2 separate regions of the Mus musculus genome follow, and region 2 is linked to region 1. A link is a contact called in ENCODE Hi-C data. All regions are on one chromosome and are shown on one strand. The core of a region is the stretch at or near the end of the contact, and the rest is flanking DNA. Distances in the headings are between cores, read along the strand shown. Region 1 holds the start of Slc22a15 (solute carrier family 22 (organic anion/cation transporter), member 15). Region 2 overlaps Vangl1 (VANGL planar cell polarity 1).

Evidence for each region. A loop is a pair of places that touch in the nucleus more often than their neighbours do.
Region 2: a loop to region 1 is called in a map of heart, with 1.8 times the contacts of the local background. The contact joins the enhancer-like site here to the promoter of Slc22a15 in region 1. A Hi-C loop is called at or near these places in 1 of 37 maps with a recorded cell type or tissue (heart).

Annotation. Positions count from the first base shown.
Region 1 is chr3:101,921,543-101,927,886 of GRCm38, forward strand. It overlaps Slc22a15 (solute carrier family 22 (organic anion/cation transporter), member 15), which reads right to left and starts at 2,911. Exons shown (of 12, transcript NM_001039371.2): 1 at 2,490-2,911. The coding sequence starts at 2,576.
Region 2 is chr3:102,185,793-102,192,371 of GRCm38, forward strand. Vangl1 (VANGL planar cell polarity 1) reads right to left here. Exons shown (of 8, transcript NM_177545.5): 3 at 3,617-3,755. Among named protein-coding and RNA genes, the nearest start is that of Gm16160, 15 kb to the right of the region's middle. Within about 2 kb of position 3,324, at least 1 of the 3 ENCODE cell types and tissues checked has a DNase peak (open chromatin) inside an H3K27ac peak, as active enhancers do; it is heart, where a contact is called at or near this core.

The sequences.
Region 1 (6,344 bases), core at 1,661-4,160:
CCACTGCTGGGGGTGGGGTGTGGAGGTCAAAGGATAAGTTGTGGGACAATCTGGTTCTCTCCTTCTACCACGTGGGTCCAGGGAATTGAACTCAGGTCTTCAGGCTTGGCACCAGACACCATACCTGGCTGAGCTAGCTCACCAGCCCTCAATTCAAAATTTTTTTTGGGCCGGGCGGTGGTGGCGCACACCTTTAATCCCAGTGCTTGGGAGGCAGAGGCAGGCGGATTTCTGAGTTCGAGGTCTGCCTGATCTACAGAGTGAGTTCCAGGATAGCCAAGACTACACAAAGAAACCCTGTCTTGGAAAAACAACAACAACAACAATAACAACAACAAAAAAATTTAAAAAATTAAGTAAATCAACATAAAAGTACAATCTGTTATCAATACAGCTATCCTTTAGCAGATGGAACTATTAAAGATGCACTTAATATTACAAACTCAAGTGTAGCCTGGGATATTCTTGTCTAAGATGACCTACAAAAATATTTGTAAGCAAGATCTAGGGAGGGGGTGTGAATGTGAAAGGCAGCTCTTTTTGGTTTTGTGCTCAAAATGTTGGGGTGGGTGCTTCGGTGTTCCATGTCCCCTGTCAAGTATTGGTCAAGCAGTACAGCAGCTGGGCCTGCAACTGCTCCTTCATCTGGGTCTTCCTTCATCTGCTCTGACTTCTTGCACGTGTTTAAGCCTGTGATCAGAGGCATCTTTTTCACTGCGGATGCAGGCAGTGAGAACGGCAGGTTCTCTCCATGGCTGAACTCTTCTATTGCAATGGGCTGGACTTAGACTATAGTACAGTAAGGTCTTCAATAACGCTACGGTGTGACCCTCATCACTTCTCCACAGCAGGGACTTCAGAAGAATCAGCTATCCTTTCAGACACATCGAATTATAAAGTCGTCTTCCCGTGGAACTCAGGTGGAGGCAGGGACACGGCAACCCATACAGCCCACACCTACAAGATAAACAACCATCCATTGCCAATAACACTTGAAAACTTGGCAAATGGTGACCATAAATCAACCAACAGTTGCTGAGCAAAAAGATCATGGGCTTGGAACTCTTCCTTAACAAACTACAATGAACTAGGTCAGCCATTAATAAAAGCATGGGAGGGAGGGGAAGAAGGTGTAGGTCAGCAGTAAAGCTCTCGTATAAAAAGCGCAAGGCCCTGCATCTCCAGCTGGCAACGAGGTGATAAAAGCCCAGGAAAGTTAACAGGTCCTGACCCAGAATACTGGCCTTCTCAGTGCCACACTCAAGATTTGATTCTAAGTTGGCAACCACCTGGCTAGGCAAATAAGATGCTAACACAAGAAGTGGAGCAGAGAAGTGGCCAAAAGGATTGCCAGGAGAGGGGATATATACTTGGAACTCCTGGTTAGATGGAATATTGTCAAAGAAACCATTATACATGAAGACCAGACATTGCAGTTGCAGTTCTATTTCTCTATACTAATTCTTACTCTGCTAAGAGAAAGGCTTCCAAGTATCACCACTTGAACCGATGTTCTGCCTGGTGCTGAAGTCAACTGAAGATTTTAATGGGGAAAGAGAATCAGTAGATTAAGTTTTACCTTACTGCCTCTCTTCCTGCTGCAGCATCAACACAACGTTGAAGCAACTTGTGGGCTCTGGTTATAACCGCGGCCAGCCAGTACTTCCCTTGCAATAATACCTTAACTTACTTAGCTCAGCTGTCAGCCTCACAGTGTCAGTGTCACAGACCACTTCATCCCAGGATTGCAAGCCTCCGGGACAGGGAGCTAGCTTCATTTTCTGGCCCTGGTGGTAGGGATCAAACCCAGAGCCTTGCACATCTAGGGCTTTACCACTGACTGACCTGCTTCCTAGGGACAATCTGAGCTGCTCAGGCTGGCTTTGAATTTGCCTAGAAGAAGAGCCATCCTTCTCCTGCCTCAGTTTCCATAGTGCTAGGACTACAAGAATGAACCTCTTAAAGAGCCCAAGGACTCCTAAAATCAAGAGTTTTAGGTTGAGGTGTGCAGCTGGTTTCTGAGAATTCAATACAATGAACCACACTGTGTGGATGGTATCATTTCCCTAGACCAAAGCTGGCCTCGGAGCTTAATAACCCAGTAGAACTTTAACTAGAGAGAAATAAATTCCCGTGGATGGAAAGCCCCTTTAATAGGAAGCCTCCCTCAATCTCAGAGAGGGCTGAAGGAGGCCATACTAGCTAGACCTGATCTTTTGTGGGCAGGTTGTCCATGCTTTCTCTGTCTCACTCTGTAAGGGGTTAGGGTGCCGAATCCTTTTGATCCCGGGTAATGGGTTTCATCTTTCAACTAGCTCTGGTGGCGAAGTGTCAGTGCCAGGCTCTGGGTGACAGCCTGGGAGAGCTCAGTGGCTGGCCCGCCACCGCGCGGCGCCCGCCCGCCCCCTCCCTCCCTGCGCTCTCGCGCCACACCTGGGGCCAGCCTGAGCTGAGAGCGCCCCGGGGGCCGCGGGGAGCCGGGGACTCACCTGCAGCAGCACAGCCAGCAGGAAGCACAAGTACATCTGATAGAGGCCCATCTCGCCCACCGCCTGGAACGCCTCCTCCACCTCCATGGCGGGCTCGCGCCCGAGGACCCGGCCGCCACCGCGACGGAGGACCTGGCTGCGCGGTGGCTGAAGATCGGGCGACGGAGCGACCGAGGACTGAGCCGGGCGGGGACGGAGGGCCGAGCGGCAGGGACCGGGAAGGAGGACCGGGCGGACCGCGGCCGAGGCGGGGACAGAGGACTGGGCCGAGCCGGGGGTGGAGAACCGGGCGGGGCTGGGGCCCAGGCGCAGGCGGGACCCTGCAGACGACCGGGTCCGGGGTCGCGGCGGAGATGCGATGCTGGTCGCCCCGGCGCGGCCTCCCCGCTTCCTGTCAGAAGTGACAGGAATTTTTGGCGAGCGGTTGGCTGGCGCGCGGAAGGGAAAGAGGAAGTGGGTGCGGCGCGGGCGGCCAGGGCGACTCACGGGAGGGGCCGGCAGCTCCACGCCGTGTCCCGCGGGGTTCGCCCCTTCGCACAAAGCGGTGGAATGCGGGGGCGCTCAGAGCTCTAGAGCCTTCCGAGAAGAGGGCCGGGAGGCATCTGTCCCCTTCCTCCTTTGTCTTGCTTTAGGTACACAGGGTCAGATGTAAGCTCCGCGCCTCGAGACATCCACTTAGTAGTGCCCACTAGGCCCACGGACAAGGGACAAGGGACAAGGGCAGGGGGTCATGGTTGCCAAGGTCTGTCAATGGAGTTTGGCACAGGGCTGAAGAAGTGTGGGGACAGATTACTAGTGGCCCCACACCTAATCCTGTTTTGTTTTTAAACTATTGCAAGTATCTAAACCAGCATATCTCAACATGTGGGTCAGGACCAAAGACCCTTTCACAAGGGTCAGATATCAGATATTTACATTACAATTCATAACAGTAGCAAGATTACAGTTATGCAATAACAAAAAATTATTTTTATGGTTAGGGGGTCACCACAACACGAGGAACTGTGTTAGAGAGTCACTGCATTAGGAAGGTTGAGAACTACTAATCTAAACTATCGCTAAGTTTACCTTTGCTTTCTGTTGGTGTGATAATAGCATGACAGAAGAAACTTGGGGGCGGGGGGGGGGGTGGAGTTTATTTGGCTCACAGTTTCTCTCAGAGCCCATCATTGCTGGGAAGTCGAGGCACCAGGAACTTAAGCAGCTAGTAACATGGCATCCACAGACAAGAACAGAGGGCAGTGATGTGATGGATGCGCTCACCAGTGATCAGCTAGTTCCCTCACTCATTCGTTCAGACTAGGGCCCAACCTATGAAATGGCCTCACACATATGGGGGGGGGGGGCTTTCTAACAACCCAGTTTTTAAACAAATTCCCTCAGAAGCATGTCCAGGGCCAACCTACTCTAGACTGCTCCTCACTGAGTGAATGGGAACTTCCTTCCCAGCCGAGGCTAGGTTTTGATCGTTAAAACGAACCATCCCCTGAATATAATACAGAGTATAATGGATGACCAGGAGGTCCCCTTGTCTTGCAAGCATTCTTGTTGTGCTTCCACAATTTCCCATTAATTATGTCTGCTGTTTATAACTGCCCTTTAGTGGTCATCTACCTAATTATTGTAATAAAATGATACAATGTTGACTATGGCAGGGTTGGAAGCAGCCAGTGTGGTGGCCACAAAAGATGAATTGGAAGTGCTTAAGCCAGTGGTGGTGGCAGCAGCCATAGAGGCAGCACAGACCTTTGATTCCAGCCCTGGGGAAGCAGAGGCTGGGCTCAGCTACAGAATGAGATCCCTGGCAGCCAGGACTACAAAGATAAAGCAGCAAGACTTCCCTTTAACCATATGGTCTAGCTTTCTTGGCAGGCAGTGCTCTCTGTGAGAAGAGGGAGGGGCAGGGAGGAGAGGGGTCACTCAGCTTTGTTTCTTATTAAAGAACTTTTACTATTTTTTTTTCTAAAAATGTTTCCATTTTTATTTACGACTGTTTTGGGAATAAACTTGCTCATTTTGCCCTCCTAGACCATGATCTGGCTGTATTTGCACCCCACTTTTCGTTATTTTTATTATGACATACTTTGTTTAGTGTTACATAGTTATTTATTAAATAATTCATTATTTGTTTTGCATTTTTCCCACTTTTTTTCTACACAGAAAATATTTGAATATAAAATTGTAGTTCGCAGACTTTGGAATTTTTTTTATATATATTTTGTTTAGCTTTGTTACTTTGTGATTCTTTTACTAGCTAGATAGTGTCAGTGTTTATAGCTTGTTGGCTTTCAACACTTTCTCTCCCTAGCCATCTTTGATTTATTTAAGATAAGCACTGCTGTATCCCAAGTTGGCTTCAAATTTGTTATATAGCCAAGGCTATCCTTAAACTCCTGATCTTCCTGCTTTTGTCTTCTAGAAGGCTGAGAGAGCAGGCTAGCCAGCCTACTGCACCTTGTTACAATCTCCTTTGTAAAGAGTGATTATGTGAAAGGGTATACAATCCTCTAAGTACTATTTACCCTGATTTACCAGTTCTCCTAAGCAGTATTTTGTAATGGTATTGTAATTTGCTCTTTAACCAGTGTTATGTTTTTGAGCATTCTTTTTACCTTTCTAGTTAAAAGTTGTACCTTTTAACATTTTTTAATTATTATTTATTTGAACATTTTGTGGGCAAAGACAATATTAAATCCTAGAACTGCCTGACTTTTCCTGGGACCTAGCATCATTGTATTACAGTGCATTCATTGTAAACAAAACAAAACAAAACCCTGCACCATATGTGTTGAGAACAACACATGGTTTTCATTTGCTGGGCTCAGAACATTCTGTAAGTTAGTACATCATACTTGTAATCTTACTGAAATCATTGGCATGCATACTAAAGGCTTATATCATTCTTTAATAAATATATCAACATCTTCCAAATTATTTTCTTTTTAGATTCTCTTTTTAAATTTATAAGTTCACAAGAGGACAATCTAAGTCACTTGTTTATTATTAATAATTTCCTTGAAATCTTGTTGTAGTCTTCATCTTATCCTTATCTTTTGTTTACTCTTCCTTCTTTTGGAAGTTTATGGGAGGAGGACTTATTTCATTCATCTTGACAGTCTCTTGTTGAGGTTTGGTCTGTTGATATGTACTGTAATGCTAAACACTGGCCCTGGCTACCTCAGGGAAAGGAGATCCTCAGCACACCACGTGATGCTGCCCCTCAAGCTATCCCTGATTGGTCAATTAACAAGCCTATGGCCTATGGCTTATGCAGGAAATAGGAGGTGGGTCATCCAGAAGGAGAAAGAATTCTGGGATAGAGCCAGGTGGAAAAGCCACCCGGGAAGATGTGAGGAGACAGATACATGGTACCTGAGCACAGGTAGCCAGACACGTAGTAAATGTGGATTAAACTAAATGTGTTATCTTAAGTTATATTTAGTTAGAGAAGAGTCTAGCTATATGGCCAAGGTTTTTTTAATTGACAGGTGATGCATCCATACAATATTCAAGATATTCTCTCTACAGTCTCTCTCTTCCCATTCAACCTGATAGTCTATTGTTTGTTCCTTTGCTTTGTCTGTTTCTGTTTGGTTTGTTTTTGTTTTGTTGTCTTCCTATTTAGCCTTTAGTGGCCTGAAACTTGATATGTAGACTAGGCTATCCTTGAGCTCACAGGAGTCCACCTGCCTCTGCCCCTCTGCCCCTCTGCCCCTCTGCCTCCTGAGTGCTGGGATTAAAGACATATACCACTATACTAGACATTTAAGTGGAGAATAAATCTCGATATATTTGTGATGAATTATATAGTCAAAATTGTTTTCGCCATCCTGCTCTGTGCTTCTTTTAACTGCC
Region 2 (6,579 bases), core at 2,074-4,573, 260 kb after region 1:
GTTTAGTCACCCTACACAAGACATAAAGTTCCTCCCAGAAGGCCCAGGTTACCAAATACTGCCCAGTACTGGATGTGTCCACCAGAACTCAACAGTAAGACCTTACTGCTGAAGACGTCACACTCTCTGGTTATAGGAAATGGAGACATCAAGTAGGTACTGACGAGGAACCTCCCTCCCTGCTGGCCAGTTTCCACAGTACAGGGGGGTCATCAGTAGTCTTACTCTCAGAGAACTCTCTGAGCTACAGTAATGACCAGCATGGGAAGAGACCCCTAAGGCTGCAATAGTGGCACAAGTGTTATGATGGTAACCAACTGCTTTCTGTTGGTCACCTGTATTTAAAGCCTGCTCCACAGGAGGAAACATACCTAGTACTATACATCTGGCCAAGAATCCATGGTTGGGGAGCTCACAGATCTTAGGGGGATACTACTACCATTATTCTGCTAAACAGTCATAATATATTTCTCTACCAATAGGTTAATGTAGCTCTTAGACCTCGTCAGAAAGGTTTCTCTATAAAGTAGGCGGCAACTACACAGAAATTCAGGACTAGTTAGACTAAAAGGAAAGTGAGTCAGTCACAAATGGGGCATCTTGTTTCACACCCCTTCTGTATGAGGGTCAGGGACCACTGCAGAGGAGGGGATGAAAGATTGTAAGGTCCAGAATTCAGGGAGGACCCAGGAAAACAGTGTCTTTGGGACACGATAGGATGCTGCACTCCTGAATTCACAGCAGCTGTGTCTGCTTGCACAAAACTAACCCAGTTAACAACCCAGTGTGGAGTGGGAAAGTGCTCATGAGTCCCCATGTGGTTACTGGGATTTGAACTCAGGACCTTCGGAAGAGCAGTCAGTGCTCTTACCCACTGAGCCATCTCGCCAGCCCCCAAATTTTTTATTTATTAAGGCCTGAGCAATGCTGGGAGTGGGTAGTAAGGATTTCAACCTCGGGACACAGAGGCCATCAACTTAGGAAGTCAGAAGTATCACAGAGCATGACAGGAATGATGTAGACAATAGTTAGAAGCAGCCAGTTCCTTCAGGCACTGCTGGTAGAGGTTTAAGATGGTTTAATACCACCAGAAAACCAGCCTGACACTTTCACAGTGATTTAGGTACGCATTTAACTATACAGACCAGCCATTTGACTCCTAGATTTTATCAAAAGTTAATGGAAAAAATGTTCACAAAAGACCTATAAAAATATTCACAAGAGCTTAATCCATCATAATTAGAGTGTGTGCACCTTAAATGTCCACCCACCAGAACAAATACCAAACTGCGGTCAGTTCAGTGGAACACTAGTCAGCAAAAATAATAAAGAGTGAACTGTTGAATCACATAGAACATGGATAAATATCAAAATCATCCTGCTGAGTGGAGAAAAACTCATATGATTCCAATTATATTCAATTCTACAACAGGCAAAACCAATCCACTGAGATGGAAATCAAAACAGCAGTTGCCCTGCAGAGGTGGGGGTGGGGGTAGGGAACAACTAGGAAGAGGGAGGAGTGGTTTGCGCTGAGAGGTGTGGGCTCATCTGTTAAAATTTACCAAAGTATACCCTTGAGAACCATTTGGTTTATGTGTGTAAATTTAGGTCAATCTCCTTTAAAAAGTACATCGACAAGAGAAAACACACCACAAAAGTCATACAACTTGGAGTTCACAGGCTATAGAAAACAGTTGGCTTCACAGTAATTGTCTCAGAGAAGACAAATGCTGGATTCTACACATGCGATTGATAAATCCCTGCTGAAGTAAGCATTACTAATATCATGTTGACATTCTGTTGTGTAATATCACTGCTCTGACTCAGCTGTGCGTCCAACTTCCTGCCAGTGCACTGCTAACTAAATCTCTGTTCATTTTAAGGACGTATGTACATCTTTGTCTAAAAAAGTAGGGCTATCCAAAGGCTTCTTTCAAATTTGAGGTCTTCAGGGGTTGGGGAGGGTGGGAAATGCATCTGAACTTGATGAGTCTCATCCCTTAGAGTCTCAGAAGCTGGGGACAACAAAAGTTTAATTACCAAGTTGACAGAGCTGCTGAAACACACAACCTCCCAAGGCTTCCTCATCACACCATCCTGCTGTAAGCAGCAACAGCTTCCCAGGGGACTCAGGGGACAAAGAAAGAAATGCTTTTCACAGTGGGTTACTAGCACCCCCGAATACACTTCTAGGAGGAAACTGACCTGTGAAGCTTTTAAGAATGATCCAGTCCTAAGACTGACCACATCCATCCCCCATCCATCCATCCATCCATCCATCCATCTATCCATCCATCTGCCTTCCTAGAACCAAAGCAAGCAGCGCGACGACATTAGAGGAATTTGCTCACCACTGAACAAACCCCACATTCAGTGCAGAAGCACAGCTATGAGTCTCAGTGGCATCTGTATCCTTGGAGGGACTGTAGTTCAGTCTTCCTAACTGATTACAAATGCCTCTCTGTGGGTTCCTACAGGTGTGCATGGATACATGCTTATCTCTGTTCCTGTATCTTTATAGCTGTGTATTCCTTCATTGCTTTGTTTATATGAGGCAAGGCTGGGCATGTAACATTTCAGGAGATGGAGGTTGGGGGGCAGTGCAAACATACTTCTGAGTCTAGCTCACACATTTATTTAAATCAACGAGGCTGCCAAACAGTTGGGACTCGAAGGCAATCCCACACAACTTTCTTTTATTTTTTAAGTAATAAAGTGTTGATATTTTAAAACTGATTGACTCCGCTTGAAGTCCTAATGCTAATATTACTAAAACATGCAAGGCCTGGCAACCCCAAATTCCTACAGTCCTGAGTGGCTGCAGGCTGGACCACAGTCCTGAGTGGCTGCAGGCTGGACCACAGAAGCTGCTGGATCTTGACAGAGGAAATCCAGTCTCCAGATCTGTCCAGTCCCAACCTGTGTACCCCAAAGACCACCGCTACTAACTCCAAAGTTTGCTGGACTCCTTTCTGCCCCATCTTTGACTCAGTATTATCACAGTCACCAGATTTCCATGCTTGCCATCTGAATGCCAAGCCCTTGATTTCTCTCTTATACCGAGTCCTGGGCTGGCTCTTGGAGTCATTGTTAAGCACTCCCTGATGGTGCATTTTTTGTTTTGTTTTTGTTGGTTTTTTTTGGTTCAGTGGTTTTTTTGTTTTGTTTTTGTTTTGGGTTTTTTTGTTTTGTTTTTGTTGTGGTTTTTTTTGTTTTATTTTGTTTGTTTTGTTTTGTTTTGGTTGTTTGTTGTTGAGGGAGTTTCCGGCCCTCTCCAGTCCTGCTCCATTTTGGAATTAGTCTCCAGGGACTCTTGCCTGTAACTTTTCCCTTTTCTGACCTGTCATCAGTCAAGCTGGCTTCTTTCCAACACCATTCAAAGGAGGCTAACCAATCACAGGGCAGAAAGGATCGCCCCACTCCCTAGCTCTTCAAGGGTAGGACGTGTTGTGCTTAGACCAACAAGAAAGCCAGGGAAATAGATAAACTCATTAAAATGCTAGAAAAACGAAGATTAAAAACCCAAGAGAACTTAGTGCAACAAGACAGGAACACGCAGGCGGGAGCCCAGGCTGAGTGGCAGTTGGCTGACAGCAGCGCCTTTGAGCCTTACCTGAACTTCCTCTGCGCCTGTGCGGGCAGAGTCATTTGCCAGCAGGGGCTCTCCAGCAGGAGCCTGGATGGTGACAGACTTTTCTGACCCTCTGCCATCTTTATTCCTTGGTGATTTGTGTCTTTCTCTTGTTCTTTCCCTGGGGGGAAATAATCCAATAATCAGACACCAAAACTCATGCCAGGTTAGTTACTCTCTAGCTCACCCCTCACACCGCATCCATGCCTACCCATCCCCACAGCCTGCCAGGAGTAAGAGTGTCTTAAATTTCCCAACTATTTTCAAAACAAAGACTGCCACTCCTCCACCAACAACGGTCACATTTTTCAGAGCCTTGTTTTAGAAAGCCTTGCTTTAAAGCCTTGCTTTAGAAATTATTACACATTTCACTGTAATAATTACTCAGTTGATTTGGTTATCATTTGCCTAAACTAATTCGTGTTTTACTGGACAAACACTATACTGTATCATATCTAAACTTCAATCTGAAAAAAAGAAAGAAGGGAAAGAAAAAAAAATCTGGGACATGATATCGCTCTACAGTTTGGGACGAGAAGAGAAGAAAGGAAAACCAAAGCCGGGACAGAGAATCCTGTACTTGTCTTTCTTACAAATTCAACATGAAAAGCCACTCTGTGGGTTTTGACTGTGTTCAAAGACACCCATAGAAACAAAGAAGGTGAAACAAAACATTCCCGGGGGTGTGCTTGTCCCAGGCCACCTAAGAGAAGCAGGCTCTCTGTACTCTCTCTGTACCAGAGGAACTTCGTGGGTGGTCTTCCTCCAGAGACAGTGGGAGGACACCCTGCTGCTGAGTCTTAAAACTACAAAAGGCACCAGCCACAGTGGCCGAGCCCTAGAGGTCACAAGCTGGTCAATAAGCAGTAAAGGAGAGGGGCACCAAGGCAGCCCTGCAGTGGCCAAAGCCAGTGTGTCTCCTTGGCGACCTGACATCAGCTTTCCCCATTCCTACTTGTCCTCATGCCCAAGGTTTCCCATTTTGTGTGCAAAGTCAGACAGTCAGCTCTCCTATGTGTGACTTTGCACAGGTTGATGACCTCAGTTTTCCTTTGTGGGGAACAGAATGGGGGCCATGATTCCTCATACACAGGGAGAGTGCGTGTGCTCAGTACAGAGGCGTGGAGTGAGTACCAATGTACAGCAGCCATCTTTGGCCAATGGCAAAAAATGGGGTCTGAACTTTGTGAAGGAGAGTGTGATATCTCTATCCCAGAGAGTGTGATGTCCTGGAGAGAAGGACACAAAAGAGCCATGAGCACACCATAGGCCCACCACCAAACCCTCTTCCCCACTACACATTTATCTCCTACTAACCTACTACTTAGCAACAACAATGAACCCCTAAAACTGCATGGCAGATCTATTGTCAGACTCCTATCTTGGGAACCTCTCCCTAGGAAAGGCACTATTCAAACTAGGAAAGGATAACTATTTCAAGGAACAAAGGGTTTGTGGCAGACAATGTTTCCATGACAATAACTCCATTCTTAGCCAGATAACTAGACAAAGATGTGTTCTGGTTAGCTGTGTATGGCTCCCAGACAGGTAACTGGGGGAGGTGGGGAGGGGGGCAGTAAAATAAGCAGAGAATCTAACTATTCACCCAGAGCTGTATCAAATGATGTCAATCTCTCCTGCCCTGCCCCCTTCACGCAGCACTTGGCTGAGTATGTGACTTCATTCAATTTTAACAAATAATTCTGAGGCCAGTATTACTGCCCCATTTCTCAGATAAGAAAAACTAAGGCACAGAGAGGTCAAGCACCTTGCAAAAGTTGTGGTAAGGAGCAGAACAGGAACCGATCCCAAATCTGTTGCCACCATTTCTATTCAAAACCGCCATGTGACATTGCTTTGAGGAACGATTTCATTTTTAAAAACTAGCATATATAATTATATAAGACAATGAGATTTTACCATGGTACTTTTCATACATAAAGATAATGTACTTTGATTATGTTCACCCTTCTTCACCCCTCCCCCACTGGCCCCCTTCCTTTCCTAAATCTTCATAAGTTGGAGATTTCATAAGGTCAATATTCCTAGCCCTCATCTTCACCCCCCTATACAGTCTCACTGCTCCGAGTTAGGAAATAGGCCTTCGAGGTCACTGTTGGCTGTGACCATGGATAGCCTTAGTTGTGTGTTGTCCAAAACCAGCACCCCAAAGGGTGTTCTCTGTGAGCAACAGTAAGCAGGGTGGGAGATTTGAGTGAATTTTAGGCTAGGTCCAGAACTGTTAATTCACCAGGTTCCACCTGCAGCCGGCTGGATGACCCTGGAATGATCCCCACCCCTTCCACTTCCCCTGGGATCCCCCATTTGTCACTCATGTTGGCCACCAGCCTAGTCACATGCTTATCTAACCTGGTTCTCTATTGAAAACTCCCACAGGTCAAATACTGTGACAGCAAAGATTCTACTGAAACAAAACCCTTTTGCTTTGTGCCAGTTCCTGATTCCTGAACATCACAGGGGTGAAAAGCAGGCGGAAACTAACCAGGACTAAAAATGGCTGCAGTGCTCTTTCCAGGATCACCCGGCTGGGTTCTTAAAGGACCCAAGGGCACTGAGATGGGAACAGCCCACACTGGGCAGCTTTGCCTCTCAGCTCCCCGCGTAACCCTGCCGTAAGCCAGGTAAGAGCATCTTGTATAGGACGCCAAGGACATTCCATCCTCCAGCACCTGCCCCCTACACCCGTGTTCTCACTTCTCAGACCCCTGGTGCAGACAAACCACCAGGGCTGCAGAGATTGGGTGGCCCTGCCCTCCGAGAATCTGTCTGGGAGGAAGATGACAGGAATCTACATTTTTTCACCAGCACCCCAGGTCATCAGGATGCAGGTGATGCAAGAGTTGTTCAGGAAGACTTTCCCATCCCATGTTTCTAGGGCGGCTGTGGGGATTCCTACTCAGGGAAGTTTGTGTGTATGTAAAACG